2 separate regions of the Homo sapiens genome follow, and region 1 is linked to region 2. Evidence: chromatin loops called from intact Hi-C (ENCODE). Cell type or tissue: endothelial cell of umbilical vein. All regions are shown on one strand. Region 1 overlaps BABAM2 (BRISC and BRCA1 A complex member 2). Region 2 overlaps FOSL2-AS1 (FOSL2 antisense RNA 1).

What was found. Hi-C counts contacts between places; a loop is a spot of excess contacts. Peaks named below come from ENCODE experiments on the same cell type or tissue, not always from the same donor. Only the 100,000 strongest peaks of a DNase experiment are listed, where the experiment ranks them.
Region 1: a loop joins it to region 2, with 11 times the contacts of the local background. A loop is called at or near these places in 8 of 110 quality-filtered maps.

What each region holds. Positions count from the first base shown.
Region 1 is chr2:27,977,132-27,979,631 of GRCh38, reverse strand. The region is part of intron 3 of BABAM2 (BRISC and BRCA1 A complex member 2); the gene reads right to left. Among named protein-coding and RNA genes, the nearest start is that of MIR4263, 18 kb to the left of the region's middle. In endothelial cell of umbilical vein, no CTCF peak of the experiment used is centred here; a DNase peak (open chromatin) is centred at 1,541; H3K27ac peaks cover 1,447 bases.
Region 2 is chr2:28,386,028-28,388,527 of GRCh38, reverse strand. It overlaps FOSL2-AS1 (FOSL2 antisense RNA 1), which reads left to right. Exons shown (of 2, transcript NR_103831.1): 2 at 1,395-2,500. It overlaps LOC105374383 (a long non-coding RNA gene), which reads right to left. Exons shown (of 3, transcript XR_939876.3): 3 at 1,633-1,702. Among named protein-coding and RNA genes, the nearest start is that of FOSL2, 5.6 kb to the left of the region's middle. In endothelial cell of umbilical vein, no CTCF peak of the experiment used is centred here; DNase peaks (open chromatin) are centred at 967 and 1,077; H3K27ac peaks cover 1,424 bases.

The sequences.
Region 1 (2,500 bases), 410 kb after region 2:
AATAACAAAATGCTGGTGAGGCTGCACAGAAAAGGAAATGCTTACACACTGTTGGTGGGAACATAAACTAGTTCAGCCACTGTGGAAAGCAGTTTGGAGATTTCTCAAAGAACTTAAAATAGAGCTACCATTCAACCCTGCAATCCCATTACTGTGTATATACCCAAAAGAATATAAATCATTCTATGAAAAAAACACATATACTCATATGTTCATTGCAGCACTATTCACAATAGCAAAGACTTGGAATCATCCTAGATGCCCATCAAGAGTGAATCTGATAAAGAAAATGTACATAGGCCAGGCGCAGTGGCTCACACCTGTAATCTCAGCACTTTGTGAGGCTGAGGCAGATGGATCACCTGAGGTGAGGAGTTCGAGACCAGCCTGGTTAACATGGCGAAACCACGTCTCTACTAAACAAAAAAATACAAAAATTGGCTGGGCATGGTGGCGCATGCCTGTAGTCTCAGCTACTTGGGAGGCTAAGGCAGGAGAATTGCTTGAATCCAGGGGGTGGAGGTTGCAGTGAGCCGAGATTGTGCCGCTGCACTCCAGCCTGGGCAACAGAGTAAGACTCCATCTCAAAAAAAAAAAAAGAAAAAAAGAAAATGTGGTACATATACACCATGGAATACTACACAGCCATAAAAAAGAATGAGATCATGTCCTTTGCAGCAATATGGATGTAGCTGGAGGCTATTATCCTACCAAACTAACCAGGAACAGAAAGCCAAATACCACATGTTCTCACTTGTAAGTGGAAGCTAAACATTGGAGTATACATGGACACAAAGAGGGGAATAATAGACACTGGGGCCTACTTGAGGGTGGAGGGTGAGAGGAGGGTGATGGTCAAAAACCTACCAATCGGGTACTTTGCTCACTATCTAGGTGACTAAATCTTTTGTACACCAAACCCCAGTGATATGCAATTTACCCACGTAACAAACCTGCACATGTAACCCCAGAACCTAAAATGAAACTTGAAAAAGAAAAAAAGAAAAAGGTAAATGACTGGTTTTCTGCCAATGATAGATTATTCTTATCAGTTGCTGCATTAAATGATTACTGACTGAAACTCCAAGTATGGAAGTGAGAGTCAGACAAGAACTTTGTGGAAACGCCAGTTTGAAGGAGATAGTCTCAACAAAAAGTAAGTTCAAGCAATAGAGTTTGTGTCCGTCCATTTTTGCATCACTATAAAGAACTAACCGAGGACTGGATAATTTATAAAAAGAGGTTTAATTGGCTCACAGTTCTGCAGGCTGTACAGGAAGCATGGTGCCAGCATCTGCTTCTGGCAAAGACCTCAGCAAGCTTACAATCATGGCAGGAGGTGAAGGGAGAGCAGGCACATCACAAGATGAGAGTGGCAGTGAGAGCAAGAGGAGGTGCCACGCTCTTTTAAACAACCAGATCTCACATGAAGTCAGAGCAAGAACTCTTTCATTATCACAAGGACAGCACCACACCATTCATGAGGGATCCACCCCCATGACCCAAACACTTCCCACTAGGCTCACCTCCAACACTGGAGGTCACATTTCAACATGATATTTGGAGGTGACACATATCCAAACCATTTCAGAGCTTTACGAAAAACTTTGAAGAGGTGACTCATTTCCAAGAGTTAGCTCTAACCCTTAGTGTGTCCTTACACTGAAATTTAATATCTCTCTGAAAATTCCATTTGCTGGTTCTGAGAACTTTATGGGACAAGTTTAATTTATCTGTAATATCACAGCCCTTCAATTATTTGAAGGCAGTTCTCGTGACCTATCTTTCAACCCCACTAGGAGTCACCTCTTAGACAGGCTTACTATCCCAGTCTCCTTCACTATTCCTCATCTGACTTGTTTCAATTTCCTTCATCATTTGGCTCTCTCCTCTCTGAATATGTACCAGTTTGTCTATAGCTCTCTTAGAGGATAACACCCAGATCTCAAGATAAGATTCTAGGTGTGTTCTAAAGAGCACAGAAACAAATACAAAAATCCATGCCTTAATTTATGTATTAAACTTCTATTGATAAATGGCATTGTAAGTTAAAATAGCTTTTTTGGCAGCCTCATCAGTAGTGACTCCTATTATGCTTCTTATTAACTAAAAGCCCTAACATTTTTATGTATTTACCACTGCTAAGCTACATATCCCTCTTCTTAACTGGGACAACTAAATTTTAGAATCCATTTTGAAATTTTAAATTTATCTGTATTATATTTCAGTATCGCTAGATTTACCTATTTAAAGTCCATCATGATATTCTTAGATTCTACTCCAATTTTGGGTTGGCACTCCTAACTTCAAATTATAAACATACTGGCTAGGCATCCTTCTGGAAACCTCCCTTTATGACAATTTATAAACAATAAACAATCTTGGGTGCAATAATTTAAACAATAATGTCTAACCAATAATAATATGAACTTAAACATTCATCACAAGTTTGTCAAGGAACTTGTCAACTGCCTCAGCAATGTAGGCTGTTGTGCCTACA
Region 2 (2,500 bases):
TTAATGGAGAAATTCCTTATAGAGGTATGGGCAGAGTTAAGAGGGAACTTGAGGCACCTAGAGCCTAGTAACAGCAGGAAATGATGACCATCCCTAGGGTTGAAAAGAGGAGGCAATCATGTTATTGGAGCCTAGTGAGCTTGGGACCATGAAAGAGGGGCCATCCAGCAGGTAGAGGGAAGGAGCCACTGCCAGAGATAGCCTGCTGAAAGGGAGGGAGGAGTTGGGGTCAAGAAATACCAGACCATCTCTCCCACCTCCTACCTCCTTCTCTGGCCAAATGGCAGGGGGCTGCTGATCAATGTAGTCCACTAAGGTTGGCCTCCCAGGGCACAGAGAATGGCAAAGAAGGGTAGAGAGCGCATCTAGTGGGGCACTCAGCAAATGGGGAATAACCAGTATAGATCCCATTAAGCACATGAGGGATCTAACGAGGGATCGTGTTTCAGAATGAAGGAAATAAGGTAAATCAGTGAGCCTTACACCTCACCTACTGTGGAAGTGAACAATGGAATAGCCTGAACAGCTTTTTCAAACCACATCTCCCCTCTTTACTGATACACGAAGCCACTCACAATGATACACGAGCCACTGAGGCATGTATTGTATCTCTCAGGTGTGGAGCAGAGAAAAGGCTATACCCACTGATGAACAGGGATCCACACCTGGGGAAGAAGCAAGTATGACTTTCTCTCCTGTGGCTTTACACAACCTCCTTGAAATTCCAAGAGCAACCCTCCCAGCTAAAGTCTTCTCAGATGTGACACATAAGCCTTCACCCAACATGATTCCCATTTCATGAATGGGCTATATGCCAATGGAGAAGAAATGAAGACAAGAAATATCACTCTAGAGGCAATCATAATCATAGTTTTAAAACAACAATCTCTATCTGAGTGGGGTATTACACATCTGTGGGTATGTTAAAGTTCATCCACAGGCTCTGCCCTTAGGATTACAGCATTTTCTTCATTTTACTTTATGTATGTTACCCTCAATTTAATAAAAAACAAGAAGCAAACAATGACAACAAAACCTTTTTATTTCCTTAGAACACATTTAGAGTTACATTGAAGTGTAGGCAAGACTTGTGAGAAAGCATATGCAAATGAGGCCTTTCTGGCCACCCCCACGAGGCCCCTAGGAGACTGAGTGGAATCAGTGCCCTGGTGGGGGTGGGGGAGGGGGCGGGCAGGAAGAGGGTACTTCCCTGCCACCAGTTTTTTGGTTTTTTGTTTTTTTAAAAGCCGGATACATTCCAGAGATAAAGTGACCAGTGCTATTATTCAGAAATATCTTTATGAGTCAGAACAGAAGTCACCCCTGGTAGGAATGTTTGTCAGGTTGGGAGAAGAGAAACAGGACAACTTGCCCCGCTTCTTCTCTGGTTCTAGGATCTGCACAAGCAGAGGCGGCACAGGGTTTGGCTTCCAGTTGGGAAATGAAGCTCCAAGGGCAGCCCTACTATGGCGGGCTGTGTGACCTGGGCCAAGCCCCTTGACATCTCCAGACTCGGCTTCCACATCTGCCACCACCAGGACACTGGATTGAATGTTGGGTACGTTGTAAGGCAAGGGAGACACAGAAGTCCTAAAGGCAATAAAGCTTTTCCCCACTGCCCCTCCATCTGGACGAGTCTCCTGCCAAGCATCTTCAAGTCCCACTTTGAAACACGATTCTGCCACCTTCCTGTTCTGAGGATCTGGGAAAGCAAGGGGGAAGGGGCTATTGGGAGTCCCGCTTGCTCCAGGCCCAGACCAGGAGGCTCAGGCAGGCTTATCTACTTCTGATGTGGTGGGGGGCCCAGGATGCTGCCAGGGTCTCACAGCCATGGTCTCACAGCCACTATCAGCCTGTCCTCAAGGGTATAAGAGAAGCTGGAAGCCTAGATGGGCACTGCCCTCAGGCAACTTCCAATCCAGCCAAGAAGAATAAAGAGTAACACACAAAATATTGGGGGCATGAGGCAATAACTGTGGGTACACCTATAAAAACCTCTAATTGGGCTTACCTGGTACCAGACAGTATTTTAATTGGATCATATATAGTGCATTAATTCAGTTAATATTCACAACACCCCTATGAGGTAGCTACAATTATTATCCCCATTCGATGATGGGGAAAACTGACATCAGAAGAGGTCAACTTGCCCAAGTTTCCAGAGCTGAAAAGCAACAGAGCTGAGATTTCACTGCAGGTATTCTGGCCCCAGAGTCTTGGTACAAATAGTGTTAATGAACAAGTCTTCTTCTGGTAAGAGCACCCCAATTTTCCTTTGGAGAACCTCCACTTCCTCATTTCATGTGCCATGGGTGACCCTACCCTTGAGCTCTTGAGGTGAACACATGGACACACGATCCAGTCCTGACCAAACAGAATATCTCACTTCCCTGGCTACAGTTAGTGATAGGTTCAGGATTGTAGCAATGACCCAAGACTGGCTTCTGAGAGTCACATTTGAGACTGTGGCTCAAACTCTTAGAGAAGCACTCGTTTTTCA